4 separate regions of the Mus musculus genome follow, and regions 2, 3 and 4 are each linked to region 1. A link is a loop called in an ENCODE intact Hi-C map of the cell type or tissue named here. Cell type or tissue: left cerebral cortex. All regions are shown on one strand.

Evidence for each region. Hi-C counts contacts between places; a loop is a spot of excess contacts. Peaks named below come from ENCODE experiments on the same cell type or tissue, not always from the same donor. Only the 100,000 strongest peaks of a DNase experiment are listed, where the experiment ranks them.
Region 2: a loop joins it to region 1, with 7 times the contacts of the local background. A loop is called at or near these places in 6 of 42 quality-filtered maps.
Region 3: it touches region 1 in a loop (5-fold over the local background); 6 of 42 quality-filtered maps call a loop at or near these places.
Region 4: a loop joins it to region 1, with 5 times the contacts of the local background. A loop is called at or near these places in 2 of 42 quality-filtered maps.

The regions. Positions count from the first base shown.
Region 1 is chr1:46,967,555-46,975,554 of GRCm38, forward strand. No RefSeq gene overlaps it. Among named protein-coding and RNA genes, the nearest start is that of Slc39a10, 120 kb to the left of the region's middle. In left cerebral cortex, a CTCF peak has its summit at 3,160 (motif pointing left); DNase peaks (open chromatin) are centred at 2,362 and 3,137; H3K27ac peaks cover 2,638 bases.
Region 2 is chr1:46,576,700-46,584,699 of GRCm38, forward strand. The region is part of intron 19 of Dnah7c (dynein, axonemal, heavy chain 7C); the gene reads left to right. Among named protein-coding and RNA genes, the nearest start is that of Dnah7c, 160 kb to the left of the region's middle. In left cerebral cortex, a CTCF peak has its summit at 3,822 (motif pointing right); a DNase peak (open chromatin) is centred at 3,870.
Region 3 is chr1:46,589,479-46,597,478 of GRCm38, forward strand. It overlaps Dnah7c (dynein, axonemal, heavy chain 7C), which reads left to right. Exons shown (of 65, transcript NM_001310335.1): 20 at 5,463-5,656; 21 at 7,413-7,611. Among named protein-coding and RNA genes, the nearest start is that of Dnah7c, 170 kb to the left of the region's middle. In left cerebral cortex, no CTCF peak of the experiment used is centred here; DNase peaks (open chromatin) are centred at 4,285, 4,547, 6,767 and 7,066; H3K27ac peaks cover 456 bases.
Region 4 is chr1:47,100,020-47,108,019 of GRCm38, forward strand. No RefSeq gene overlaps it. Among named protein-coding and RNA genes, the nearest start is that of Gm39638, 150 kb to the right of the region's middle. In left cerebral cortex, no CTCF peak of the experiment used is centred here; a DNase peak (open chromatin) is centred at 3,380; H3K27ac peaks cover 1,718 bases.

The DNA of each region.
Region 1 (8,000 bases):
CCTCAAGAGAAGAAGCTCTGTGCTTGATAAAAAACATGTTTAATGAGTTCCAGGCACTCAAAACCCATTTCCTGCTCTTCCCTCCTGCTTGACAATTCTCGTCCCCTCCTTCCTCATCTTCCTCCTCCTCATTCTCATCCTGGGTTGTATAGAACAAAAAGCTAAGCAAGCCAGGGACAGAAAGCTAGTAAGCAGCATTGCTCCTTGATCTTAGCTTCAGTTCCTGAATCCAGATTCCTGTCTTGAGTTCCTGTTCTGTCTTCTCTCAATGATTAGAACATATAAGTGAAAATATACCCTTTTTCCCAAGTTGTTTTTGGTCATGGTTTTATCACAGCAGCAGAAACCTAACTAGGATATCCTGTAAAACTGATAACCCAAGTTCAAGCTCTTGAAACCATGGTGGAAGGAGAAAAGTAACTTCCCCATCTGTCCTCTGACATCTACACATGACCTATGGTTTTTTCATGCTAGTACACAAATATACCCACTCTCACACACACATATACACACACACTTACATGCAAAGACAACAATAATAGTAATAGTAATAATAAAATAATTTTAAAAATTAACTTGAAATTGTTACTTTGTGTCTTAAAGCCTGGTCATGGAGTTTCACTAATCTCATTATGCTTTATATTAGGTTATTTAAAAAATAGTCATAATTTACATTAAGTTTACCAAATAAAATAAATCTTGTTCCCTAACATATCTGTAAGATTTAATGCTTATTTTGTGAAGTTTGAAAGGTGGATGAATAAAAAATAATTCAGAGTGAAGAATGGCCTTCATGGTCTGTACAAATGGTTTGAAAAGAACAAGAGAGGCCTTGTGTTTCATTAGGATAACACACTGAGGATGCAATCTCGATTTCTAAGACAAAACCAGATAGGATAACTTTTAGATAGTCTTGTGAAGAAATTCAAGGCCAAAGCCCAGACAGCTAAACACCCCCTGAAGGTCAGATTAAGACCACAAGACGATTTTGTCCACTTGGGAACAAAAAACAAGCTCAAAGCTTGTCTGTGGGCAATGCTGACTCAATCTCTGTTGGCAGTCAAGTAACTGTAGAGAGGAACCAGTCCAGTGTAAAGCCACCTCTGAGGCCCCATTCGGATCTCACCCTTGTAATCTGAGAATTCATTCCTGCCACAGATCTTGGAATGGCTCAGTACTCCTAAGGAAATGGAGAGGAGGAGATTCATAGAGGTGCCTTCAAGGACCCCTTTCATGTGATTATTTATTTATTTATTTATTTATTTATTTATTTGGCAAGGCCTGTGCCTTTCTGCCTGGAATGAACTGCAGAGCTTAACCTGAGCCTTGCCTGACAATTCACCTGTACCCAGCTGCTGCTGGGCTTAGAAGCCCACTGCCAATCACTCACTAGAAACCACAGTGCTCCCTTAAAGCTCAATGAGGTTCCTGCTGGAGTCCAAGGCCTAGGCACAGTTGTTGTTCATGTAGTGTTCTTTATGCAGTAGACCGGAAATCTTGGTGAGCTGGAACAAATATGACACTGGAGTCAGAAAAAGGGTTCTCCTCTGAGTCAAAGTTCAGTACCTGGGTTTTTATTCTTTCTTAGGGGTTTCACAGTCCTTTCTGTAAACAGTCCTCTGGTAAATCACACTGTCCACCTAGTAGATACAGCTGTACCTATTGAACTTTGGTAATATTGACTCTAGGTCACAATCTAGATTACAAGAGAATCCTAATATACAAGTTAATGGTGGAACACCAGTTTTACCCATCTTTGCCCTTGAGTCAATCCGGTGTAAATAATCATCTAGTTCATAGAATTGACAACAATCAGGGGAGATTATATTGCCCTTGAGTCAATCCAGTGTAAATAATAATAGTCCTTAGACTTGACTTCAATCAGAGGACCTTCAAGACTGTGTAACTATGACATGATATGGAGTCTCAAAATACCAGTTCAGACAGAACCATGTGGATAATATGGGAGGAGTGATGGACAGTACGGAAAAATACTGAATGTATAATCCATTAAAAGAATTTTAGGTTTACCAAAAAAAAATCTCATTTTTTTTGCAAAATTTTCATACAGTGATATACTTGTTTTTTGGTATATAAATATAACTTTAAGTTTAGAAAGATCCATGTGAACAAGTAAAAAGACAAGCTTCAGCCTTTTACCCCCCCCAAAGAAAACTGGGGAATGCAGATGAGGGAGCTTAATCCTATCAGTCTCTTCCAACTTTCACATCCAAGGTTATCATCCTTCAGTGAAGATAAACACTACTAAAAGCTTGTCAGTCCTTTTGGAGACAGGAAAAAGGATTTCTTTCTCTGCCTGTCTCAAGGAGATAGATGTGGGCGTCGGTGTCCTTCTGCAAAGCAGTCCGTGATGCTAAACAACATGAAGTGGCAGGCAGCATGCTGATGGAGTACATTCAGAGGTGACAAGCAGCCTTTGTACACAGCCGTGTTTTCTACATTAGTCTACAGACAAGACTTCAGAGGGTTTTCACAACAGGAAAAGGGGGAGGAAAAAGGGTCCCTGCCAAGGTTAGAAGTTAGGAATTCTTTGTGTTTCAAAGAAGACCTGCCAGCTCATGAAGATATAGAATTTTCTTCTGCCTCAAGGATATGGTCACATTTTTTTAAAAAAGAGAAAGAAAAGAAAGAGAGAGAGAGAGAGAGAGAGAGAGAACGAGGAGGAGGAAGAAGAAGAAGGAGGAGGAGGAAGATGAGGAGGAAGGATGATGATGATAAAATATCTTAAATATTTATTGAAAAGAATGAAATGGCTTTAGAGAGTTTTTGATGTTAGATTCAGATTTCTTTTACAAGAGATGCCACAATAGAGCTGGTAGGTCTTCAAGCACTAGAGATAGGTTGTGACAGTTGTAAAATATCTTTTATCTGCCTCTTTAAAGATACAGCAAAGCCGAGGCTGAGCAGTAATTAACCTAATCAGCTAGTTGAGGCAGAGAGCAGGCACAGAAACAAAGCTGGCTCTGGCTCTGGCTCTGGCTCTGGCTCTGTGCTCCCTGTCTTCGTCTTTATCCTCTTAGTCCATGGAGTGCTGAATATATACTGTTCTGCCGAATAACAAAGCTCATGTTTGCAGAACTTCTGCTGGCTAGTATGTTATCAGTACTGTCACCATTTTAGAATTTTGCTTGGGCTCCCCCTGCTGGCTGGTATTTTGGTGGGACATTTTTTTTTTTCATTTATTCTTTTTAGTTTGTCTTTTAACTCCTTAATTTTTTTGTGATTATAACATACTTACACTATTTCTCTCTTCCTTTTATTTTTCTCAGACCTTCCCATGTATCATTCTGGTTCTCTTTCAAATTCATGAAGTTTTTCTTCAACTGTTGAAATAATTCCTAAATACAGTGTGTGTGTGTGTGTGTGTGTGTGTGTGTGTGTCTGGCTCAGTCTATATAATGTTACTTGTATGTTTATTTTCAGATCTGACCATTTGGTATTGAATAACCAATTGTTGAGTTTTTCCCTGGAAAGACTCTTTCTCCTGTTCTCCGCATTCCTTCGTAGCCTGTAGTTCTTTGGGTAGGGTTGAGGCTTCCTGGGCTCCCCTCCCCCATCCACAGTAGCACATCTATCAGTGATGTCTTTGTAGAGGTCATAGTTGGTAGTTATGGGTGTGGCTTCTGGCATTTCTCAGTGGTACAACCTCATAGCAAACTCCCTGTTTCTCTCAAATACTCTTTCCACTCCCTCTTCTGTAATGATACCTGAGCCTTAGGTGCAGGAGTTATGGTAAAGATGTACCAGTTGGAACTGGGCTCTGCAATCCTACATTTTGATTTGCTATACTTTTCGGTAGTGGTCTCCGTCATTTGCATCAACAAGTTTCCTTGATGAAGGATGAGAACTACACTTATCTGTGGGCATATGGACAGATATTGAGAGTGCAGTTAGAGATCATGCTGATTTAGTAAAGTGGTGGTAGGTTCTCCTCCAAGGTCCATGACTTCACTAGCCTTGGGTAGTTGGCTAGGTTTCCAGTGCCAGGCAGCTTCCACAATGAGTGGATGTGGGACATTCTTCCTAGAGAATCATTGTAAACCTGAGTAAGACAGGTGTAAGTCCTAACAATCCCTCTGCCGCTTGCCTCCTTGTGGTAGAGTTACAGGAGATTGTGTGTGTGGGGGTGGCCAGCTTGTTACATGTGTGCTAGGATTTGAACGCCGGTACTCATGATTGTTCATGAGCTCTTAAACTGAGCCATTGCTTGAAAGACTTCAAGTTTTTATTGAAATACAGTTTTAAGTATTCAAGGCTGGCCTTAAATTCGCTATGTAACTAAAGAGTACAGTGAATTCCTGACCCTTTGGCCTTTATCACTAGAGTACAATGATACAGGTAGATGCTATTATACCCAGTTTTTGGGATGCTAGAGATTATATAAGCTAAGCAAAGATTGCACTGACTGAACTATATCCCAAGCCTTCAGACTTTTAGGAAAACAGCAGTAAGGTGCCAGTAGTATTTTAAGTCATGTGAAGAGGTCCAGTTTCACTTTGGTACTGTTTGATTGGTTGTGGTTAGTGTGTTTTGGGTTCTGGTACATTGCTTTGACTTGGCATCTGTTTTTAGGTAAGAAGTGAATCCCTTGCTATTTTTGGCTCTACTTTACCAGAAACTTACCAACTATGGATTTTCCCTTTTGGGAGAATTTGGAGTCTTTTTCAATATCTGAACAATCATGAAATGTTGAATGGAGAGGTTTTTTGTGTGTGAGAGAAGAATATATGAGAACTTGGGAACCTGGAGATTTAGAGTGGGATGGGCATCCATTTCCAGTTGCCTGGCATCAGTCCAGCCTTTGGCTTTACAAGATTTATTTATCTTGTGAAGTAGTAGCTATACATTTTGAAAGATCAAAGAAAGGAAGTGTGTGATTGGAGTTAAACCAACCAGGGGATTTGTTATGTAAATATGAAAACTGAATAGATTATCAACAAGAGTGCAGCAGGCTTAAGAGCAGATCCAAGATGGAGCACCCTGGTCACATCCAGGCCTCCTTGGGTTCAGACAGTTCAGCATTCCTGTCAACTATTTGAATTCTTGTAAATCTGTCTAATGTCTTTCTTCTTACCTATACAAGACTGAACAAGGAAAACAGTTACAAGCCTTATTTTAAAAAGCTAGCAATTCTGTTTTAAAATATAAACAGAAATAGAGGATAAATTTGTGTTTTGGACACTCTGCTTTGGATTTTGGTTTCCTAAAAGCTTGTGTTCATCATTTGTAAGCAGAGGCATGCAAGAGTACGTGCATGGCATACAGGTTGAATCTGAAGATAGCAAGATGACTTTGAGTGTCAGAATATAGTGTTGCCCTTCCTATGTGTGTACAGTTTGAGCCAAGAGATGTAGCTTGGAAAACAGAGCTTTTGAGAATATGATTTACAGATTTGTGGGAATATAATTGTATTATAAAAGTCCTGAAACTTCTTTAGATAAAGAAACTCAGGAGCGAAATCAACCAAGTGGAAACAAGAAGAACTATTCAAAGAATCAACCAATCGAGGAGCTGGTTCTTTGAGAAAATCAACAAGATAGATAAACCCTTCGACAGACTCACTAGAGGGCAAAGGGAAAGCATCCTAATTAACAAAATCAGAAATGAAAAGGGAGATATAACAACATATCCTGAAGAAATCCAAAACATCATCAGATCCTTCTACAAAAGGCTATACTCAACAAAACTGGAGAACCTGGATGAAATGGACAAGTTTCTAGACAGATACCAGGTTCAAAAGTTAAATTAAGACCAGGTTAATGATCTAAACAGTCCTATATCCCCTAAAGAAATAGAAGCAGTCATTAATAGTCTCCCAACCAAAAAAAGCCCAGGACCAGATGGGTTTAGTGCAGAGTTCTATCAGACCTTCAAAGAAGATCTAATTCCAGTTCTTCACTATTTCACAAAATAGAAGCAGAAGGTACTCTACCCAATTCATTCTATGAAACCACAATTACTCTGATACCTAAACCACAAAAAGACCCAACAAAGATAGAGAACTTCAGATCAATTTCCCTTATGAATATCGATGCAAAAATCCTCAATGAAGTTCTCGCTAACCGAATCCAAGAACACATCAAAACAATCATCCATCCTGACCAAGTAGGTTTCATCCCAGGGATGCAGGGATGGTTCAATATATGGAAATCCATCAACGTAATCCAGTATATAAACAAACTCAAAGACAAAAACCACATGATCATCTCGTTAGATGCGGAGAAAGCATTTGACAAAATCCAACACCGATTTATGATAAAAGTCTTAAAAAGATCAGGAATTCAAGGCCCATACCTAAAAATGATAAAAGCAATCTACAGCAAACCAGTAGCCAACATCAAAGTAAATGGTGAGAAGCTGGAAGCAATCCCAATAAATCAGGGACTAGACAAGGCTGCCCACTTTCTCCCTACCTATTCAACATTGTACTTGAAGTCCTAGCCAGAGCAATTCGACAACAAAAGGAGATCAAGGGAATACAAACTGGAAAGGAAGAAGTCAAAATATCACTTTTTGCAGACGATATGATAGTATATATAAGCGACCCTAAAAATTCCACCAGAGAACTCCTAAGCCTGATAAACAGCTTCAGTGAAGTAGCTGGATATAAAATTAACTCAAACAAGGCAATGGCTTTCCTGTACACAAAGGATAAACAGGCTGAGAAAGAAGTTAGGCAAACAACACCCTTCTCAATAGTCACAAATAATATAAAATATCTTGGTGTGACTCTAACTAAGGAAGTGAAAGATCTGTATGATAAGAACTTCAAGTCTCTGAAGAAAGAAATTAAAGAAGATCTCAGAAGATGGAAAGATCTCCCATGATCATGGATTGGCAGGATCAATATAGTAAAAATGGCTATCTTGCCAAAAGCAATCTACAGATTCAATGCAATCCCCATCAAAATTCCAACTCAATTCTTCAATTGAATTGAATTGAAGACCCTGCACGATAACAACCAGTTGTGCCAGCACCATTTGTTGAAAATGCTGTCTTTCTTCCACTGGATGGTTTTAGCTCCCTTGTAGAAGATCAAGTGACCATAGGTATGTGGGTTCATTTCTGGGTCTTCAATTCTATTCCATTGGTCTACTTGTCTGTCTCTATACCAGTACCATGCAGTTTTTATCACAATTGCTCTGTAGTAAAGCTTTAGGTCAGGCATGGTGATTCCACCAGAGGTTCTTTTATCCTTGAGAAGAGTTTTTGCTATCCTAGGTTTTTTGTTATTCCAGATGAATTTGCAAATTGCTCTTTCTAATTCGTTGAAGAATTGAGTTGGAATTTTGATGGGGATTGCATTGAATCTGTAGATTGCTTTTGGCAAGATAGCCATTTTTACAATGTTGATCCTGCCAATCCATGAGCATGGGAGATCTTTCCATCTTCTGAGATCTTCTTTAATTTCTTTCTTCAGAGACTTGAAGTTTTTATCATACAGATCTTTCACTTCCTTAGTTAGAGTCACGCCAAGATATTTTATATTATTTGTGACTATTGAAAAGGGTGTTGTTTCGCTAATTTCTTTCTCAGCCTGTTTATTCTTTGTGTAGAGAAAGGCCATTGACTTGTTTGAGTTAATTTTATATCCAGCTACTTCACCGAAGCTGTTTATCAGGTTTAGGAGTTCTCTGGTGGAATTTTTAGGGTCACTTATATATACTATCATATCATCTGCAAAAAGTGATATTTTGACTTCCTCTTTTCCAATTTGTATCCCCTTGATCTCCTTTTGTTGTCGAATTGCTCTGGCTAATACTTCAAGTACTATGTTGAAAAGGTAGGGAGAAAGTGGGCAGCCTTGTCTAGTCCCTGATTTTAGTGGGATTGCTTCCAGCTTCTCTCCATTTACTTTGATGTTGGCTACTGGTTTGCTGTAGATTGCTTTTATCATGTTTAGGTATGGGCCTTGAATTCCTGATCTTTCCAACACTTTTATCATGAATGGGTGTTGGATCTTGTCAAATGCTTTTTCT
Region 2 (8,000 bases), 390 kb before region 1:
TGGTTTTGTTGATTAGAATGCTGTCCCTGTGCCCTCTAGTGAGTCTGGCAAAGGGTTTATCTATCTTGTTGATTTTTTTTAAAGAATCAGCTCCTCATTTGGTTGATTCTTTGAATAGTTCTTCTTGTTTCCACCTGGCTGATTTTGCCCCTAAGTTTGATTATTTCCTGCTGTCTACTCCTCTTGGGTGAATTTGCTTCGTTTTGTTCTAGAGCTTTTAGGTGTGTTGTCAAGCTCCTAGTGTTTGTTCTCTCTAGTTTCTTTTTGGAGGCACCCAGAGCTATGAGTTTTCCTCTTAGAAATGCTTTCATTGTGTCCCATAAGTTTGGGTATGTTGTGGCTTCATTTTCATTAAACTCTAAAAAGTCTTTAATTTCTTTCTTTATTCCTTCCTTGACCAAGGTATCATTGAGAAGAGTGGTGTTCAGTTTCCACGTGAATGTTGGCTTTCCATTATTTATGTTGTTATTGAAGATCAGTCTTAGGCCATGGTGGTCTGATAGGATACATGGGACAATTTCAATATTTTTGTATCTGTTGAGGCCTGTTTTGTGACCAATTATATGGACAGTTTTGGAGAAGGTACCATGAGGTGCTGAGAAAAAGGTTTTGTTTAAGGATAAAATGTTCTGTAGATACCTGTTAAATCCATTTGTCTCATAACTTCTGTTAGTTTCACTGTGTCCCTGTTTAGTTTCTGTTTCCACGATCTGTCCATTGATGAAAGTGTTGTGTTAAAGTCTCCCAGTATTATTGTGTGAGGTGCAATGTGTGCTTTGAGCTTTACTAAAGTGTCTTTAATGAATGTGACGGCCCTTGCATTTGGAGCATAGATATTCAGAATTGAGAGTTCCTCTTAGAGGATTTTACCATTGATGAGTATGATGTGGCCCTCCTTGTCTTATTTGATAACTTTGGGTTGGAAGTCGATTTTATTCGATATTAGAATGGCTACTCCATCTTGTTTCTTCAGACCATTTGCTTGGAAAATTGTTTTCCAGCCTTTTATTCTGAGTTAGTGTCTGATTTTTTTTCCCTGAGATGGGTTTCCTGTAAGCAGCAAAATGTTGGGTCGTGTTTGTGTAGCCAGTCTGTTAGTCTATGTCTTTTTATTGGGGAATTGATTCCATTGATATTAAGAGATATTAAGGAAAAGTAATTGTTGCTTCCTATTATTTTTGTTGTTAGAGTTGGCATTCTGATCTTGTTTCTGTCTTGGGTTTGTTGATGTATTACTTTTTGCTTTTTCTAGGGTGTGGTTTCTGTCCTTATATTGTTTTTTTTTTTTTTTTTCTTATCATCCTTTGAAGGGCTTGATTTGTGGAAAGATAATGTGTGAATTTGGTTTTGTCATGGAATACTTTGGTTTCTCCATCTATGGTAATTGTGAGTTTGGCTGTGAATAGTAGCCTGGGCAGGCATTTTTGTTCTCTAAGTGTCTGTATAACATCTGTCCAGGATCTTCTGGCTTTCATAATCTCTGGTGAAAAGTCTGGTGTAATTCTGATAGTCCTGCCTTTATATGTTACTTGGCCATTTTCCCTTACTGCTTTTAATACTTTATCTTTATTTAGTGCATTTGTTGTTCTGATTATTATGTGTCGGGAGGAATTTCTTTTCTGGTCCAGTCTATTTGGAGTTCTCTAGGCTTCTTGTATGTTCATGGGCATCTCTTTCTTTAAGTTTGGGAAGTTTTCTTCTATAATTTTGTTGAAGATATTTGCTGGTCCTTTAAGTTGTAAATCTTCATTCTCATCTATACCTATTATTTTTAGGTTTGGTCTTCTCATTGTGTCCTGGATTTCCTGGATGTTTTGAGTTAGGATCTTTTTGCATTTTGCATTTTCTTTGATTATTGTGCCGATGTTCTCCATGGGATCTTCTGCACCTGAGATTCTCTTTTCCATCTCTTGTATTCTGTTGCTGATGCTCACATCTATGGTTCCAGATTTCTTTCCTAGGGTTTCTATCTCCAGCATTGCTTCACTTTGGGTTTTCTTTATTGTGTCTACTTCCCTTTTTAGGTCTTGGATGGTTTTATTCAATTCCATCACCTGTTTGGTTGTGTTTTCCTGCAATTCTTTAAGGGATTTTTGTGCTTCCTCTTTAATGTCTTCTACCTGTTTAGCAATGTTCTCCTGTATTTCTTTAAGTGAGTTATTAAGGTTCTTCTTAATGTCCTCTACCATCATCATGAGATATGCTTTTAAATCCAGGTCTAGCTTTTCGGGTGTGTTGGGGTGATCTGGACTGGGAAAAGTGGGAGTGCTGGGTTCTGATGATGGTGAGTGGTATTGGTTTCTGTTAGTAAGATTCTTACATTTACCTTTCGCCATCTGGTAGTCTCTGGTGTTAGTTGTTATAGTTGTCTCTGTTTAGAGATTGTTCCTCTGGTGATTCTGTTACCCTCTATCAGCAGACTTGGGAGACCAGCTCTCTCCTCTGATTTTTGTGGTCAGTGTGCTCTCTGCAGGCAAGATCTCCTCTTGCAGGGAAGGTGCACAGATATCTGGCATTCGGACCTGCCTCCTGGCAGAAGATGAAGCCCTGAAACAGGGCCTGTCCCAGAAGCTGTTAGCTTCTGTAGTCCATACTCTCACCTGCACAGACTAGTCTCGGAGGGATCCAGGAACCAAGATGGCTTCCCCAGGTGCTCTAGCAAAGCCCTCCTGGGTGGGGATGACACCTCTCCTCTGGCAGGGAAGATGCCCGGATGTTTGGAGCCCGAAACGGGGTCTGCCTCAGAAGCTGTCCTCTAGGAACCTTGGGGCTTGTCCACTGCCTCTGCACCCAAGGTGACCCAGTGCTGGAGCAGACTGGAAGGGACTTGTGACCCTAGTCAGGCCAGGTTTTCTGCTTCCCTAATGCTATTTCAGGTCCTGTGCGATTTGGAATGGAACAGAAGTTGTGTCCTACTCACAGGTGGTCCTAAGATCGCATGGAGAATCCTCTAGGGACCTTGGGGGGGGGGGAGGAGGGTGTCTGCCGACTCCACGCCCATGGTGACCCTGTGCTGACACCGACAGGAAGGGACCTCATTTCTGTCTTTAAGCCAACTTTGAGAAAGAGCTCTCTTCCCCATTTTAAAGAATAGAGATTAAACACATGATATATGATAGATGGGTAGAAGGGAGTAGAGGGCAGGATAGAAGTCAGCATGTCACACCAGGGGCCTTTGCTTTGTGCAAGCAATCTGTCACTGTGTCTTTTTATGTGTGAGTTATCTTCTAGGCATGTAAGGATACCTTTCTGTGGTTTTAGTCCATATGCAAATTCGTTCAGACCATTTGGAAGTTTGTATTTAAATCAGAGCCATTGTGCTAACCTGTCTAAGTAGAATTGACCTCAAAAAGTTAAAACAGCTTTATCATATCTAATTAAAAATGTGTATTGCCTCAAATACTGAAACTTTTAGTTTGTATTTTTTACTTTCAACTTTAATATGTTCCACCAGCAAGGTGTATACAAATATTTCACAATGCACACAGCTTTGCAATATAAAACATATCTGTTCTAAGCATTTCAGGTGGGAGATGGTCAGCTGATTGGCTGTACCTAAATGGTTTAGTTTTTGGGTTTTTGGGTTTTTTTTTTTTTTTGCTTTGGGTTTTTGGAGAGGGAGCTTATTTGTTGTTGATCAGACACTATATTTACTGAACCAAATCTAGTTATTCTAAAAGTTGAACATCATAACTTTCAAATATCAGACCTAAGTTAATCAAATTATAGTAAACTACCAGTGTTCAAACCAAACAATTATTGATAATTTGTGAAAGAAAAAATTCACTTTTATTAACAGTAATTTTTTTTCAAACACGACAAACATTTTCTTCCAGATGGTGGCGCTCAAAGAACACTATTTTCAATTTTTGATTTAGGATCATAACAGTACTAGTCCACACTGCATGACTTGCACATTTAAAAATTATGTCCTGAGTTTGTTAGTATTTGTGTGTGTGAGGGCGTGGGAGGAGAGGGAGACAGAGACAAAGGAGGGAGAGGGGGAGTATTAAATATCTATTTGAAACACAAAATCTTCTGAAACTTGCAATGAAATGCCTTTAAAAATTGGAGATTCCTTAATCTTTCATTGCACATGTGCTATACTTTTGTTTTATTGATGAAACAGGTATTAATGATAGTTATTTTTCTTTGCTAAATTATTGTGCTTCTGTAATATCATCACAATTCAACACAAAGCAAACCATGCTGTCTTTTCAGCAGTGTTCTAATTACTAAACAAAAGCCCTGAATGGTGGCATAAGAGATGCTGTATGATGGAACAGATGAGGCAGAAGTGCAAGGCCCATGAGGAGCTCCAGGATAGCTGCACAGTAAATTTGAGGCCAGAAATAAAAAAGAAAAAAAGCCAAAACCACACTAACAAAAAACAAGTGCTACTCTTGGAAAGAAAGAGAGGGCATAGGAACAGCTGAACAGGTGGGGACAGGATCCTTCTGGTCTCCATCTACTCCAGGAATTAAGGCTATCCTACAGCCCTCTGCACCCAAATTCTACCCAGGTCTCTCTAGGAGTGCTGAAACACTTAAGATCACAGGCTCACAGAACCACAGGAGGGACAAGCTTCAGTAAGAGACAGCAAGACCAACTAACACCAGAGGTAAGCAGATGGTAAGAGGCAAGTACAAGAACCTAAGCAACAGAAACCAAGGATATTTAGTATCATTAGAACCCAGTTCTTTCACCACAGCAAGTCCTGGATACAACAACACACAGGAAATGCAAGATACAAATTTGAAAGCACATCTCATCATGATGATAGAGGACTTTAAGAAAGACATAAATAACTCCCTTAAAGAAATACAGAAGAACACAGGTAAATAGGTAGAAGCCCTTAAAAAGGAAACATAAAAATCCCTTAAAGAATTATAGGAAAAAACAATCAAACAGATGATGGAATTGAACAAAATCACCCAGGATTTAGAAATGGAAATAAAAACAATTAAAAAATCACAAAGGGAGACAACTCTGGAGATCAGGAGTCATAGATGCAAGCATCACCAACAGAATACAAGAGATAGAAGAATTTCAGGTACAGAAGATACCTTAGAAAACATTGACAGAACAGTCAAAGAAAATGAAAAATGCAAAAAGCTCCTAATCCAAAACATCCAGGAAATCAGGACACAATGAGAAGACCAAACCTAAGGATAACAGGTAGAAAAGCGAGTGAAGATTCCCAACTTAAAGGGCCAGTAAATATCTTCATCAAAAGTATAGAAGAAATCTTCCCTAACCTAAAGAAAGAGATGCCCATAAACATACAAGAAGCCTACCAAACTCCAAATAAACTAGACCAGAAAAGAAATTTCTCTCATCACATAATAATCAAAACATCAAATGCACAAAACCAAGAGTATTAAAAGCAGTAAGAGAAAAGGTCAAATAACATATAAAGGCAGACCTATCAGAATTACACCAGACATCTCACCAAGAGACTCTAAAATCCAGAAGGTCCTGGGAAGATGTCACACAGACCATAAGAGAACACAAATACCAGCCCAGGCTACTATACCCAACAAAACTCTCAATTACCATAGATAGAGAAACCAAGATTTTCCATGACAAAACAAAACTTATACTATATCTTTTCACAAATTCTACCCTACAAAGGATAATAGATGAAAACTCCAACACAAGGAGTGAAACTACACCTTAGAAAAAACATGAAAGTAATCTTCTATCAACAAATCCAAAAGAAGATAGCCACATACACATAATTCTTTCTCTAACAACGAAAATAACAGGAAGCAACAGTCACTTGTCCTTAATATCTCTTAACATCAATGGACTCAATTCCCCAATAAAAAGACATAGACTAATAGACTAGATATGTAAACAGGACCCAGCATTTTGCTGCGTACAGGAAATGCACCTCAGTGACAAAGACAGACACTACCTCAGAGTAAAAGGCTGGAAAATAATTTTTCCAAGCAAATAGTCCCAAATAACAAGCTGGAGTAGCTATTCTAATATTGAATAAAATCAACTTCCAACCAAATATTACCAAAAAAAAAAAAAAAAAGTAAGAAAGGCCACTTTATACCCATCAAAAGAAAAATCTACCAATATGTACTCTCAATTCTGAACATCTATGCTCCAAATGAAAGGGCACCTGTGGGGAATTGCAGGCTGGTCTCCAGTTGAGCTGAGGTCTGAACCCTAGGAATGGTGATAATTCACCTTCATGACACGGTAGGTATTCCCTTATGCTCCTGGAACTCTGGCTCCTGCCTAAGTTACTGCCCCACACAGTCCCCCCACAAGAGAAGCATGGCTATAAGTCACAGAGGCAATGGCCCGAGCTTCTGACCTTCATGCTAAACTCCTCCCCAGTTACCTAGCAACAGTAAAGACCATAAAAAGGGCTGTTTAGTCTCTGTTTGCTCTCTTACTTGTCTCTCTCTTACTTCTTACCCCTCACTCTCACCCTCTCTTCCCTCTCTTTGTCTTCTCTCCTCTCTCCTTTCTCTTTGTCTTCTCCTCTCCCCTCCTTTCTCCCTCTTACTCTCTTTCTCTCTAGCCTCCCCCTTCTCTCTTTCTACCTTCTCTCTTTCTACCTTCTCTCTTTCTCCCTGCCTTTCTACAATAAAGCTCTAAAACCATAGAGAATCTCTGTTCAACAAGATCCCCTGCTCTCGACAGCAGCAGCGGTCGCCATCTTGGTCCGGGACCCGCCGAACTTAGGAAATTAGTCTGAACAGGTGAGAGGGTGCGCCAGAGAACCTGACAGCCTCTGGAACAGGCAGAAGCACAGAGGGGCTGAGGCAGCACCCTGTGTGGGCCGGGAACAGCCGGCCACCTTCCGGACCGGAGGGCAGGTGCCCGCCCGGCTGGGGAGGCGGCCTAAGCCACAGCAGCAGCGGTCGCCATCTTGGTCCCGGGACTCCAAGGAACTTATGAATTTAGTCTGCTTAGGTGAGAGTCTGTACCACCTGGGAACTGCAAAGCAACACAGTGTCTGAGAAAGGTCCTGTTTTGGGCCTTCTTCTTCGGCCAGGAGGAGATCCAAATACAAGATATCTGCGCACCTTCCCTGTAAGAGAGCTTGCCAGCAGAGAGTGCTCTGAGCACTGAAACTCAGAGGAGAGAATCTGTCTCCCAGGTCTGCTGATAGACGGTAACAGAATCACCAGAAGAACAATCTCTAAACAGAGTCAATTATAACTACTAACTCCAGAGATTACCAGATGGCGAAAGGTAAACGGAGGAATCTTACTAACAGGAACCAAGACCACTCACCATCACCAGACCCCAGCACACCCACTTCGCCCAGTCCAGGGAACCCCAACACACCTGAGAACCTAGACCTAGATTTAAAAGCATATCTCATGATGATGGTAGAGGACATCAAGAAGGACTTTAATAAATCACTTAAAGAAATACAGGAGAACACTGCTAAAGAGTTACAAGTCCTTAAAGAAAAACAGGAAAACACAATCAAACAGGTAGAAGTCCTTACTGAAAAAGAGGAAAAAACATACAAACAGGTGATGGAAATGAACAAAACCATACTAGACCTAAAAAGGGAAGTAGACACAATAAAGAAAACTCAAAGCGAGGCAACACTAGAGATAGAAACCCTAGGAAAGAAATCTGGAACCATAGATTTGAGCATCAGCAACAGAATACAAGAGATGGAAGAGAGAATCTCAGGTGCAGAAGATTCCATAGAGAACATCGGCACAACAATCAAAGAAAATGGAAAATGCAAAAAGATCCTAACTCAAAATATCCAGGAAATCCAGGACACAATAAGAAGACCAAACGTACGGATAATAGGAGTGGATGAGAATGAAGATTTTCAACTCAAAGGTCCAGCAAACATCTTCAACAAAATTATTGAAGAAAACTTCCCAAATCTAAAGAATGAGATGCATATGAACATACAAGAAGCCTACAGAACTCCAAATAGACTGGACCAGAAAAGAAATTCCTCCCGACACATAATAATCAGAACATCAAATGCACTAAATAAA
Region 3 (8,000 bases), 380 kb before region 1:
AGGGGGGGAGTGGGTGGGTAGGGGAGTGGGGGTGGGTGGGTAAGGGGGACTTTTGGTATAGCATTGGAAATGTAAATGAGCTAAATACCTAATAAAAAATGGAAAAAAAAAAAAAAAAAAAAAAAGATCCCCTGCTCTCACTCTGGTCAGTGTTGGGAACCTCTTCCCTCATCTCTCTCCTATAACCCCAGGGCTTTAGCAAGGTAGCTCCAGGAATCCCAGGTAGGGCTGCCCCCTGGCCACCCCCTGAAGAGTGGGATAGAGGAATGCCCACCCAGGGATGAGTGGAAGGTAGTTAGCAACCCTCCCACGTCTGACAGACCAGAGGATAGGGAAAACTTTGGCAGGGTGTGGGCTTCTGCCCCCTTCCCCTGGGTCCCCCTTTTTTTTTGTTCCCAACAGGCACCCATATTCATGAAAGAAACTTTACTAAAGCTCAAAGCACACATTGCACCTCACATAATAATAGTGGTAGACTTCAACACCCCACTCTCATCAGTGGACAGACTATGGAAACAGAAACTAAACACAGTGAAACTAACAGAAGTTATGAACTAAATGGATTTAACTGATATCTATAGAACATTTCATCCTAAAACAAAAAAGAATATATCTTCTTCTCAGTACCTCATGGTACCTTCTCCAAAATTGATCTTATAATCAGTCACAAAACAGGCCTCAACAAATACAAGAAGATTGAAATAATCTCATGCACCCCATCAAATCACCAAGGACGAAGGCTGGTCTTCAATAACAAACAAACAAACAAACAAAAAAAACAAAATAATAAAAAAATACAGAAAGCCCACATACACATAGAAGCTGAACAATGCTCTATTCAATGATAACTGGGTCAAGGAAGAAATAAAGACTCGTTACAAGTTAATACATATGAAGACACAGCATACACAAACTTATAGCACACAATGAAAGCAGTGCTAAAAGGAAAACTCATAGCTCTGAGTGCCTCCAAAAAGAAACTGGACAGAGCATACACTAGCAGCTTGATTAGCAGCTGAAAGCTCTAGAACAAAAAGAAGCAAGTACAGCCAATAGGAGTAGACAGCAGAAAATAATCAAACTCAGAGCTTATTAAATCAAGTAGAAACAAAAAGAACTGTACAAAGAATCAACAAAACCAGGAGCTGGTTCTTTGAGAAAAATCAACAAGATAGATAAACCCTTAGCCAGACTAACCAGAAGGCACAGAGACAGTATCCAAATTAACAAAATCAGAAATGAAAAGGGAGACATAACAACAGAAACTGAGGAAATAAAAAAAAAAAAAATCAGATCCTACTACAAAAGCCTAAACTCAACAAAATGGAAAGTTTGAATGAAATGGACAATTTTGTAGCCAGATACCAAATACTAAAGTTAAATCAGGAACAGATATACCATATGAACTGTCCCATAACCCCTAAAAAATAGAGTCACTAAAAGTTTCCCAACCAAGGAAAGCCCAGGACCAGATGGGTTTAGTGTAGAATTCTATCAGATCTTCAAAGAAGACCTAATGCCAATATTCTTCAAACTATTCAACAAAATAGAAACAAAAGGAACACTACCCAATTTATTCTATGAAGCCACAACTACACTCATACCTAAAGCACAGAAAGACCCAACCAACAAAGAACTTCAGACCAATTTCCCTTATGAATATTGATTTCAAAAAGATTTAATAAAATGCTCACAAACTGAATCCAAGAACACATCGAAATATTATCCATCACAATCAAGTAGGCTTCATCCCAGGGATGCAGGGATGGGTCAACATATGGAAATCCATCAATGCAATCCACTATATAAACAAACTGAAAGGAAAAAAAACATATTATCATCTCAAGAGATGCTGAGAGCATTTGAAAAAAATCAACACCTCTTCATGATAAAAGTCTTGGATAGATCTGAAATTCAAGGCCCATACCTAAACATAGTAAAAAGCAATATACAGCAAACCAGTAGCCAACATCAAACTAAATGGAGAGGAACTTGAAGCAATCCCACTAAAATCAGGAACTAGACAAGGCTGCCCACCCTCTCCCTACCTATTCAATATAATATTCAAAGTCCTAGCCAGAGCAATTAGAAAACAAAGGGAGGTCTAAGGCATACAAATTGGGGAAAGGAAGAAGTCAAAAATATCACTATTTGCAGATGATATAATAGTATAGTTAATTGAACCCAAAAATTCCACCAGAGAACTCCTAAACCTGACAAACAACTTCAGGAAAGTGGCTGGATATAAAATTAACTCAAACCAAATGGTAGCCTTCCTATACTCAAAGGATAAAGAGACTAAGAAAGAAATTAGGGAAATTACATCTTTCACAATAGTCACAAATAATATAAAATACCTTGGTGTGACTCTAACCAAGCAAGTAAAAGTCCTTTATGACAAGAACCTCAAGTCTCTGAAGAAAGAAATCAAAGAAGATCTCAGAAGTTGGAAAAAATCTCCCATGATTATGGATTGGCAGGAGTAATGTAAAAATGGCTATCTTGCTAAAAGCAATCTAAAGATTCAGTGCAATCTCCATCAAAATTCCAACTCAGTTCTTCATAGAGTTAGAAAGAACAATTTGCAAATTCATTTGGAATAACAAAAAAACGATGATAGTGAAAACTTTTCTCAACAATAAAAGAACTTCTGAGGGAATCACCATTTCTGATAACAAGCAATACTGATAAAAAAAACCACACAGTATTGGTACAGAGACAAGCAGGTAGATCAATGGAATAGAATTGAAGACCCAGAAATGAACCCACACACCTATGGTCACTTGATCTTTGACAAAGGAGCTGAAACCATCCAGTGGAAAAATATGACAGCCTTTACTTTTTCTTTTTCTTTTTTTTTTCTTTTTTTTTTTTTTTTTTTTTTTTTTTGGTTTTTGGAAACAGGGTTTCTCTGTATAGCCCTGGCTGTCCTGGACCTCACTTTGTAGACCAGGCTGGCCTCGAACTCAGAAATCCGCCTGCTTCTGCCTCCCGAGTGCTGGGATTAAAGGTGTGCGCCACCACGCCCGGCAGACTTTTCAACAAATGGTACTGGTTCAACTGGAGGTTAGCATGTAGAAGAATGCACATCAATCCATTTTTATCTCCTGGTACAAAACACAAAATTCTAAACTGAGGAATTCTAAACTGAGGAGTACCAAATGGCTGGGAAGCACTTAAATAAGTGTTCAACATTCTTAGTCATCAGAGAAATGCAAATTAAAATGACCCTGAAATTTCACCTCACACCAGTCAGAATGTCTAAGATCAACAACTCAGATGGCAGCAGATGCTGGTGAGGATATGGAGAAAGAGGAACATTCCTCCATTGCTGGTGGGATTACCAGTTGGTACAACCCCTCTAGAAATCAGTCCAGCAATTCCTCAGAAAATTGAACATAGTTCTACCTGAAAACCCAAAAATACCACCCCTGGGCCTATACCCAAAAGATGCTCCAACAAGTAATAAGGACACATGCTCCACTATGTTCATAGCAGCCTTATTTATAATAGACAAAAGCTTGAAAGAACCCAGATGTCCTTCAACACAGGAATGGATACAGAAAATGTGGTACAATCACACAATGGTGTACTACTCAGCTGTAAAAAAAAAAAAAACAACTTCATGAAATTCTTAGGCAAATGGATGGAATTAGAAAATATCATCCTGTGTGCAGTAATCCAGTCACAAAAAAAAAAAAAAAACACATTGTATGCAGTCAATGATAAGTGGATATTAGCTCAAAAGCTCAGAATATTCAAGATACAATTCACAGGCTACATGAAGCTCAAGAAGAAGAAAGACCAAAGTGTGGGTGCTTCCATCCTTCTTAGAAGGGGGAACAAAATACTCAAAGGGGGAAATACTGAGACAAAGTTTAGAGCAGAGAATGAAGGAAAGGCCATCCAGAGACTGCCTCACCTGGGCACTCAATCTATATATAGACACCAAATCCAGACACCCTTGCAAATGCCAAGAAGTTCATACTGAAAGGAGCCTGATATAGTTGACCCCTGAGTGGCTCTGCGAAATCCTGATAAATATGGAGGTGGATGCTCACAGACAAGCATTGGACTGAGCACAAGATCCATAATGGAGGAGTTAGATATAGGACAGAAGGAGCTGAGGGGGTTTGCAACCGCCTTGGAAGAACAACAATATCAACCAACCAGAGTACACATGGAAGGACCTATGGCTCCAGCTGCATATGTAGCAGAGGATGGCCTGTCGGACATCAATGAGAGGAGAGAGGCCCTTGGTCCTGTGAAGGCTTGATGCCTCAGTGTAGGGGAATGCCAGGTTGGGGAGGCGGGAGTGGGTGGGTGGATGGGGGAGCACCCTCATCTATGAGGAGCAGGGAGAAGGAGGATGGGATGGGGGTTTCCAGAGTGAAAACCAGGAAAAGGGATAAGATTGAAATGTAAATAAATAAAATATCCAATAAAAAAGAGAAATTTAATTTTCTCAGCCCCACTAGAAAAAGAGAAAAGCAAAGAAAGCATTTTCTTTCTGCTGGAGCTGGCAATGGAAACCAGGGCCCTGCATGTGCCAAAGGATGATTCAGCCCTATCTCTAGTCCTAGAATAAAATTCACACGTGAAACAATTTTCAACTGATATTTTGGTATAACTTTCAGTCATGGTTGAGTACAATTGAAAAAATAAGTTTTTAGTTAATTTTAAAATTCAGTGTTTTTCTCTTAAATTGTCATCCTCTTGTTTGAATTTCATGTAACCTTCCTAGAATGTCCTATTACATTCCTGGTTACAGTGGGAAGTTGGGAACACTGGGGCTTGAGGTGTTCCCAACATGACTGTTATGTGAAAGATCATGGCAGGCATAGAATATTCAAGACTACCATTTTAAAAGTTCCCATAATCTTTGTTCTACTAAGTGAAAAATTTCAACTATCATGTAAATAGAAATAAAAATTAATAACTACTATTTTGAATTTCATGCTGAACTGGGTAGTTTTTTCTCAACTTTATACAAACTAAAGGCTCCTGGGAAGAGGGAACCTCCACTGAGCAATTGCCTTTCTCAGACTGGCCTGTGTGCATGATTGTGGGGTATTGAATAATGATTGATGTGGGAGGGTCCAGCCCACTGTGGGCAATGACACACACACACATACACACACACACACACACACACACACACACACACACACACACACACACACACACACACACGTACAGTCACACACAGTAACTTGGTCCTGAGTTGTATAAACTCCAGACTCCGCGAGCCTTGAGGAATAGCTCTCTTCCGTGGTCTCAGGTTCAGTTCCTGTGTTCAGGTTTCAGCTTGGGCTCCTTCCTTGGTTTCCTCAGTGATGGGCTGTGACCTGGAGACGTTAGATGAACAACACCCTTTCCTCCATGAATTGCTTTTGATCATAGTATTTATCCCAGCGACAGAAATCAAACTGAGACAAGTGCTGTTTGCTTACTGTTTTTAGGATAAGCAAGTCCTGGCAGTTGTGACTATCGAGCGAATGCTGGAGAGGCTGAAAAAGTCCAACGAACTCTTGGAGCTCATTCTTAAAGGGTTGAATGAGTACTTGGAAAAGAAGCGCCTCTTCTTCCCCAGGTTCTTCTTCCTGTCCAACGATGAGCTCCTCGAGATCCTGTCTGAGACCAAGGATCCCACCCGGTGAGTGCGTCCACACCCAGAGGCTCAGCTGCACTCATCTGGTCACATTTCATATTTTGGAATAAGATAGTACATAAGTAATAATGGATAGCTAGCTACATTTATATGAACAAGAATATTCTAAGATTATTTTCAATTATAGGTTATCAGTTATTGAAAATATACATTGTGTTTCTGAATAATTATTTCGGAAGGGCATGGACCTTGGAATGGAATTTTTATTTTACTGCATATTTTTTTAAGATTTTGAGGGTCCACCTCTCCTCTTCACCATATTGATCTTTTCATCCATATTCAAAGTACATCAATAAAAGCCAGGCATTGTGGTGCTTTATGGCTTCTATGGTCTCAGCGGTGGGCCATTCTCAAATATGTCACAAATAGGGATGAGGTTGACAGCTAGCCTGTTTAGGTGGGTGTTGTTTACTTCTTATTTTTGTAACAAGCACATGCTGACAGTTGTAGCTTTTGAGAGAAAGCTGGAGATCTTGAAGCTTGGCTTTAGTGGCCTTTTCACTCTGCTTTGCCCCACCCACTTCCTTGCATCTCTCCTGAAACTGGGACTGCCTTCCCCTTCATGGTCCATGGGTCTCTGCTCAGTGTTTCTCAACCTATGGGTCAGGACTCTTTTGGAATATTTATATTTTAAAAGTTTTATATTTTTATCACTCAAGTAGTTTATAAATTATTTTGTAATGTATTATATATATAAATATAATAAAAGTAATTAGATATTTAGATTATGATTCATAGTGGTAGCAAAGTGACAATTATGAAGTAACAAAAGAAATAATTTTATGGTTGTAGTCACCACAGCACCAGGAACTGTATTAAGGGTAGCAACATTAGGAAGCTTAAGAACCACTGGCTTTAGCACATCCCTTCAGCATCCACTAACCTGTTCATCTGTATCCTGGAGGTCCTGGAGCCGACATCTGCCACTCCAGGAGACCACTCACATCCACTCAACTGAAAATGGTATACTTCCGACAGCCAGCCTGCTCAGGCCACTTCTCCCTGAGGCTTGTCTCTGTCTTGTTTTCCTTCTTCATATTTGCTGTTACAGGCATGGGCTCTAATACGTGTGCTGACTGCTTCTCCTTAGCAGAACAAGCTCCCACAGCTGCAAAGGATTTCACTACGTTCTATTGTTGTTTTTTAAATTGCACATTCCTCAATCCTTAGGAAGAGATCTGACCTAAAACAAGGCAGTGAATAAATATTTTATTGAACAAATTAGTTTATTGTATATCTTGTACACACACAGGAAAAGTCACAGAGTCCAGACAGATAAGTTCAGGCTCATATTTCCATGTGAGTTTTATTCACTAATTCTCTTTGCTCATTTAAAGACAGATGAAGCTGAAAATGTGCCCAAGTGAGGTGTTAGTCATAGTCTGTATTACAGTAGCCAGAAAGATGGAGGGTATGCCAGATCTGTTGACTCACTAAGCTGTAAAGTACTTAGATACTAAAGCCTAGCCTGTGAGTTTCAACACTGTTGAAGATCCCACTTGAAATGGCTATGCGCATTGGAAGACTGGCTCACAGTGCTGGAAGACCTGCTAGAGTGCTGTACCTAAAACTGTTTGGTTCTTTGTGCTCCTATTTAGCATCTCTCAGCTCATTGAATTGACAACCCAGATATGCCTGCTGCTTTGTACCCATTTAAATGTTAAAGGAAGATTAGTATACAAAGAACCCTGACATGTGAGGAACTGTATTACTTTGATTGTTTAATTTTTTTTTCCAACAGAGTGCAGCCTCACCTCAAGAAATGCTTTGAAGGAATTGCAAAGGTCGAATTTACAGAAACATTGGATATTACACATATGAAGAGTAGTGAGGGAGAAGTCGTGGAGCTTGTAGATACCATTTCAACAGCCAAAGCCAGGGGCCAGGTGGAGAAGTGGTTGGTTGAGTTAGAGAGGACTATGATTAAGTCCATTCACAAGGTAATTGGTTATATTTATTATTTTTAGGAAAAAATAATGCACTATTAATGTTGCTACAAATATGTCATTGATAAGTAGACTAATAATTAGGTAGTGATTTATAAGACATAAGTTACTATTCAAAGTCTAATTGGTAATTGGTGTATTAGTTCCTTCTTGCTGTGACAAAATGTTTGACAAAGGCAGTTTAAAGGCTTTGTTTTGGGCTTGCAGTTGAAAGGGACACAGTCTGTCAATACATGGGAGCCAAAGAGGTGAGTGCTGGTACTCACCTTACTTTCTCATTTTTATTTATAATTTACTTATGATAACCTATTTTGTGGGACAGTGCTGCCCACATTCAGGGTGGGTCTTCCCTCCTCAGTTAGACTTGTCTGGAAACACTGACA
Region 4 (8,000 bases), 130 kb after region 1:
GTATTGGTGTTTTCCATCTATTATCCTTTGTAGGGCTGGATTTGTGGAAAGATATTGTATAGATTTGGTTTTGTCATGGAATATCTTAGTTTCTCCGCCTATGGTAATTGAGAGTTTTGCTGGGTGTAGTAGTTGGAGTTGGCATTTGTGTTCTCTTAGGGTCTGTATGATATCTGCCCAGGATCTTTTAGCTTTCTTTTTTTTTTTTTTAAAGATTTATTTATTATTATAGCTGTCTTCAGACACACCAGAAGAGGGAGTCAGATCTTGTTACGGATGGTTGTGAGCCACCATGTGGTTGCTGGGATTTGAACTCTGAACCTTCGGAAGAGCAATCGGGTGCTCTTACCCACTGAGCCATCTCACCAGCCCCTATAGCTTTCATAGTCTCTGGTGAGAAGTCTGGTGTAATTCTGATAAGTCTGCCTTTATATATTACTTGACCTTTTCCCCTTGCTGCTTTAAATATTCTTTCTTTGTTTAGTGCATTTGGTGTCTTGATTATTATGTGATGGGAGGACTTTCTTTTCTGGTCCAGTTTATTTGAAGTTCTGTAAGCTTCTTGTATGTTCATTGGCATCTCTTTCTTTAGGTTAGGGAAGTTTTCCTCTATAATTTGTTGAAGATAACTTACTAACCCTTTAAGTTGGGAATCTTCACTCTCTTCTATAGCTATTATTCATAGGTTTGGTCTTTTCATTGTGTCCTGCATTTTCTGGATGTTTTGGGTTAGGGGCTTTTTGCATTTTGCATTTTCTTTAACTGTTGTGTCAATGTTTTCTATGGTAACTTCTGCACTCTCTCTCTCTTCTCTCTTCTATCTCTTGTATTCTGTTGATGATGCTTGTATTTGTGACTCCTGATCTCTTTCCTAGGTTTTCTATCTCCAGGGTTGCCTCCCTTTGTGATTTCTCTATTGTTTCTCTTTCCATTTTTAGATTCTGGATGGTTTTGTTCAATTCCTTCACTTGTTTGTTTTTTTTCTTACTGTACTTCTTTAAGGGATTTTTTTTTTCTTTCCTTTTTAAGAGCTTCTAGCTGTTTACCAGTGTTCTCCTATATTTCTTTAAGGGAGTTATTTATGTCCTTCTTAAAGTTTTCTATCCCCATCATGAGAAGGGATTTTAGATGCGAACCTTGCTTTTCCGGTGTGATGGTATATCCTGGACTTGGTATGGTAGAAGTATTGGGTTCTGATGATGCCATGTAACCTTGGTTTTTGTTGCTTATGATTTTACACGTTCCTCCCGCCATCTGATTTTATCTAGTGCTACCTTTTCTTGCTATATCTGACTGAGGCCTGTCCTTCCTGCGATCCTGGTTGTGTCAGAACTCCTCAGAGTTCAGCTATCTCTGTGATCCTGTAATCCTGAGATCCTGGATGTGTCAGAGATCCTGGGAGTCAAGCTGCCACTGGGACCCTGAGATCCTGGTGTGACCAAGCTCCTAGGATCTTGTGATCCTGTGATCCTGGGCATGTTAGAGTGCCTGGGAGTGGAGCTTCCTTTGGGTGTTGTGGGACTGGCTGTGAAGTTTGTACCCAAGGTCTACCGAAAGAGACTTTTGTTTTTGTTTTTGTTTTTTTTTTTTTGTTTTTTTGTTTTTTTGTTTTTTTTTTTTTGTTTTTTTTTTTTTTTTGAGACAGGGTTTCTCTGTGTAGCCCTGCCTGTTTTGGAACTTACTCTGTAGATCAGGCTGGCCTCAAACTCAGAAATCCACCTGCCTCTACCTCCCAAGTGCTGAGATTAAAGGCACGTGCCACCACTGCCCAGCCGAAAGAGCTTTTTTAAATGTGGAATTGACAGCCAAGCTTGGGTTGCTAGATGATAACAGAGTCATGTGGTGGGAAGTTTTAGAATAATTCTCAGAACTTATTTCCAGAAGTTTTCTTGTCTAACAGATTCAATAAAAAAAATTCCAGCTGACTTCAGGCTTTAATGTACCACACTGCTGCATCTTTGTGACCTACCATGCTGCTACATCTCTATGACCTACCATGGGGCTGTGTCAGTCTTCAGCACAGTGCGTAAAATATTGATGTCTAATAAAACAAAAAACAAAAAACACAGAAAACAAAAAACAAAAAAATCAAAGACCAAAAATAAAAATCTTGGTCTGCCTTACTTTAAGGACAAGGGTTCTTTATGTATTCCAGGCTGGACTTGAATTCACTATGTAGATCACACTGGCCTTGAATATACAGTCTTCTTAAATTAGCCACCTGCATGCTCAGGTTACAGGCTTGAGAAACCATGTCTGACTCTCGGCCTTCCTCTTTTTCAGCCAGCTCTGCTTTCTTGTACATAGCAATCAGTGTTTTTCTCATGGTATTAAAAGGCAAATTAAAAAAGATATATAATAGAGAACATTTAAATTAAACCAAAATGCCAAGATATAATTGGCAAGATATGCTCCAAATATAACTTAGTAATTAAGGTTCACAGCATGCACTTTTAAGCACATGGCACGTGTTTTCCCCCTATTGTGAAAATAATGTATTTGACATGAATAGAAAAATCTAGCAATTATCTGCTAAATGCCAAAAATTTACAATATTTATCTTATATGCTGTGGTGAAGAGGCTCCATCTGGGTTTACTGATGTCAAAACCAAAGCCATAATCAGAGAATTTGAAAAGCAGTCTTTTTTTCAAGCAGAAAACAGTAGGATTCTGCTTCTTCTGTGAACCGTATGTATTTTCTGTGCTAAGGAGGTGCCTGCCTCTGTCCCGAGCAAAGGGGTTCCTATGGACATATTTCCTCATCTCACTCATACTGTGATGTGACCTTTGGTTAACTGAAAAACAAGATGCAGTAAAAAGGCCAAAGTATTCTCACTGCTACTTTTTCTCTGTTGTTTTCAGACATTTAGCTTAAATTAAATTAGCATGACAAGGGCAGTTAAAGATTGTATTAAGAAAAAAAATAGCTATGACCCAAATATAACAGAAAGACTCTAATTATTTGAATAGAATCAACATGTAAGTTTTTTTGTTTGTTTGTTTGCTTGTTTGTTTTCTGTAATCTTAACTATTTTAGCATTGAACATACAGGGACTGAATTTGTTCTTTCGAATTACTTTCTGATCTATGAGCATGGATATTTTGAACCAAGCAGAGAGTAATGAGATCTTTGCCTTGGTGAGAATGCGACTTCAACCTGTCTATTGTTATGCACGAATGCTACCCTTTACACCTTATAATGATGGGAGACAGTTATTCTCAGAAGCAACTGTAAATACCAAGTTAAGAAGCCATATGGCTCTGACCCATTCCCCCCACCCCCTTCCTTTGCTTTGGTCATCCCCAAACATATCTGGGAAGGAAATTTCAAAGTGGAAATGCTATTTTTGCTTGCTTGCATAGCCCACGCTAACATTTGTTCCCACAGCTGTTCTATACTCACACACAGGGAGGGAAGATGGCTGAAACCCACTCCCACCACTTTTGATGACAATGTATAAAACTGTCTTCACTCCCTGTAACACTTTTATCAGATGGGTCCAGATAACCATCCCATGACCACTGGGAACATGTGGCTGGACACTGTCTTTTAATGAGCTTTCTCAAAAGTTGCTTCACTCTCTAATCCTCCAGGACAAAGAGGGTGGGTGTCAGGAAAATGCTAATTATATAAAGATATTTTCTGGCTAACCATTAAAGGAGTCTCGTTAATGATGGCCTCAAAGAAGTATAAGCATCAATTAAAAGGCAAATGCAATTATTTTACTGACAACTTAGGGAGCCAAAAATGACGCCCTTTGTGAAGCTGTAATGTTTGGACATGAATAAATCATTTCAAACTGCACATTCATTTTATCGTTTAGTACTTACCGGAGGATAAATGTTAATGGGAATATGAAAAATGTGGAGAAAAGAATTACAGTAATTTACCAAGTAGTGTTGACTTCAGTCAGTTTTATAACTAGAATTTGCCGAAACAGCTTGCAATTATTTATACATTGCAAATACTTGTTGGGGGTGGTAATCAATTAAACATTCCCTCTCCTGGAAGCATTTAAACACTACCAAGCAAAAATTGAAACCCAACTCCTTTAATGAATGAAACCTCACTGAATTTTATTTCTACTGAATGCATAATTTCCCTCAAGCGGTTAACTTTCAACATTTATTCACTGTAATATTGTTGTTTAAATCAGTGTTTTTCTACATATGTGACCTGGTACGGGGAAAGCCTGCATGCTTGCATGGGAGTGTATGCATGCCTTGCTGTGGTGGTTTAAATGTTACCAAGTTAATTAACGTGCATACCAACTGAGTTGGAATTAAGTGAGCAATGAATTGAAACCATACTTTATAACAGCACGACAGAAGAACACTAAAGAATTCTGTAGGTATCCTGGCCAGGATAATTAAGTTTTACTACAATTATTTTTCAGTAAAGAAAAATTGTAGAAATTTTGAAAAATAGAGAGAAAGCTATTGAGGAAAATCTAAGGATCTCTCTCTTTTTTTAGAATTTTTTTTCTTAGATATTGTCTTCATTTACATCTCAAATGCTATCCCAAAAGCCCCCTATGCCCTCCCCCCGCCCTGCTCCCCTACTCACTCACTCCCACTTCTTGGCCCTAGTGTTTCCCTGTACTGGGGCATATAAAGTTTGCAAAACCAAGGGGCCTATCTTCCCAATGATGGCCGACTAGGCCATCTTCTGCTACATATGCAGCTAGAGACATGAGCTCTGAGGGTACTGGTTAGTTCATATTGTTGTTCCACCTATAGGGTTGCAGACCCTTTCAGCTCCTTGGGTACTTTTTTCTAGCTCCTTAAGATCTCTTTATTTGTAGCTTTTCAATGATTGTTTTTTTCCTCACTTGATAGATAACATTTGATAGATCCCTGAGAGCTTTTATTTAAAAGAAATAAATTACTTTCTATTGGTTACCTACAGAATTTAATTAGGATTTCTTACACGGGCACTACTCAGTTCTCTACTGAAACAAGGGCTACCAGAGGCAATACAACTAAAGAAAAGGACTCTCCCTTTACCTGAGTGACTTCCAATTTGTACATGCCTGTGTGGATAGAGGTCAGCTGTTATCCTTTGTTGTTTTCCTACCTAATTTTTTGAGGTAGGCTCTCTCACTGAACTTGGAGCTCACTGGTTTGCTTAGACTGGCTGGCCAGCAAGCCCCAGGGATCCTCTGTCTCTGTACTGGGATTATAGATAGGCACCACCATATTCAGCTATTTTTACATGGCTTCTGGGGTTTGAACTTAAGTCCTTATGTCTGCATGACCACTACATTACTTGTGGAACAACCTCATCAGCACCTTCAACTATTAGTTTTAAATTCCCTTTGGAAAGCACAACTTGCTACATACCAAAAAATGAAGGCTGTGAGTATTTATATGTTTTATAAAGAATGAGCTTGTGCCCAATAACTTAAGCAAATAATCATAATAATTTTCATTAAAATGTTTTCTCTTGTTATTCCTCCTCTTAGCTGCCTAACTCCTTGTCTGTGTTTATAACTAGAAGATATTCTGGTTGCTGGTTTTGCTATTTCTTTTCTCCCCTGTACCAATGTCGTATTAGCTCATCCTGAATGTTCTCAAACATACCTGAAAATTTTCCAGGATTTATCTCTCCTTGTCTAAATGCTATAAGAACTACCAAATCTTTCTTTATAATACAGTTTCCATGGGTCTTCCCAAATGTGGCATCAAGTTAAGAAAATGTGCACTTTATTCCACCAAGAATAACACATAGTCTTGACACCAAAAATTTCCAGTATCTTTATAAGGATAACATACTTGATTTATTATTGTTTTAAAACATTTTGTCGACAGCAGCAGCGGTCGCCATCTTGGTCCGGGACCCGCCGAACTTAGGAAATTAGTCTGAACAGGTGAGAGGGTGCGCCAGAGAACCTGACAGCTTCTGGAACAGGCGGAAGCACAGAGGCGCTGAGGCAGCACCCTTTGTGGGCCGGGGACAGCCAGCCACCGTCCGGACCGGAGGACAGGTGCCCGCCCGGCTGGGGAGGCGGCCTAAGCCACAGCAGCAGCGGTCGCCATCTTGGTCCGAGACCCGCCGAACTTAGGAAATTAGTCTGAACAGGTGAGAGGGTGCGCCAGAGAACCTGACAGCTTCTGGAACAGGCAGAAGCACAGAGGCGCTGAGGCAGCACCCTGTGTGGGCCGGGGACAGCCGGCCACCTTCCGGACCGGAGGACAGGTGCCCACCCGGCTGGGGAGGCGGCCTAAGCCACAGCAGCAGCGGTCGCCATCTTGGTCCCGGGACTCCAAGGAACTTAGGAATTTAGTCTGCTTAGGTGAGAGTCTGTACCACCTGGGAACTGCCAAAGCAACACACTGTCTGAGAAAGGTCCTGTTTTGGGCCTTCTTCTTCGGCCAGGAGGAGGTCCAAATACAAGATATCTGCGCACCTTCCCTGTAAGAGAGCTTGCCAGCAGAGAGTGCTCTGAGCACTGAAACTCAGAGGAGAGAATCTGTCTCCCAGGTCTGCTGATAGACGGTAACAGAATCACCAGAAGAACAATCTCTAAACAGAGTCAACTATAACTACTAACTCCAGAGATTACCAGATGGCGAAAGGTAAACGGAGGAATCTTACTAACAGGAACCAAGACCACTCACCATCACCAGAACCCAGCACACCCACTTCGCCCAGTCCAGGGAACCCCAACACACCTGAGAACCTAGACCTAGATTTAAAAGCATATCTCATGATGATGGTAGAGGACATCAAGAAGGACTTTAATAAATCACTTAAAGAAATACAGGAGAACACTGCTAAAGAGTTACAAGTCCTTAAAGAAAAACAGGAAAACACAATCAAACAGGTAGAAGTCCTTACAGAAAAAGAGGAAAAAACATACAAACAGGTGATGGAAATGAACAAAACCATACTAGACCTAAAAAGGGAAGTAGACACAATAAAGAAAACTCAAAGCGAGGCAACACTAGAGATAGAAACCCTAGGAAAGAAATCTGGAACCATAGATTTGAGCATCAGCAACAGAATACAAGAGATGGAAGAGAGAATCTCAGGTGCAGAAGATTCCATAGAGAACATCGGCACAACAATCAAAGAAAATGGAAAATGCAAAAAGATCCTAACTCAAAATATCCAGGAAATCCAGGACACAATAAGAAGACCAAACGTACGGATAATAGGAGTGGATGAGAATGAAGATTTTCAACTCAAAGGTCCAGCAAACATCTTCAACAAAATTATTGAAGAAAACTTCCCAAATCTAAAGAATGAGATGCATATGAACATACAAGAAGCCTACAGAACTCCAAATAGACTGGACCAGAAAAGAAATTCCTCCCGACACATAATAATCAGAACATCAAATGCACTAAATAAAGATAGAATACTAAAAGCAGTAAGGGAAAAAGGTCAAGTAACATATAAAGGCAAGCCTATCAGAATTACACCAGATTTTTCACCAGAGACTATGAAAGCCAGAAGAGCCTGGACAGATGTTATACAGACACTAAGAGAACACAAACTGCAGCCCAGGCTACTATACCCAGCCAAACTCTCAATTATCATAGAGGGAGAAACCAAAGTATTCCACGACAAAACCAAATTCACGCATTATCTCTCCACGAATCCAGCCCTTCAAAGGATAATAACAGAAAAAAACCAATACAAGAACGGGAACAACGCCCTAGAAAAAACAAGAAGGTAATCCCTCAACAAACCTAAAAGAAGACAGCCACAAGAACAGAATGCCACCTTTAACAACTAAAATAACAGGAAGCAACAATTACTTTTCCTTAATATCTCTTAACATCAATGGTCTCAACTCGCCAATAAAAAGACATAGACTAACAAACTGGCTACACAAACAAGACCCAACATTTTGCTGCCTACAGGAAACTCATCTCAGAGAAAAAGATAGACACTACCTCAGAATGAAAGGCTGGAAAACAATTTTCCAAGCAAATGGTATGAAGAAACAAGCAGGAGTAGCCATCCTAATATCTGATAAGATTGACTTCC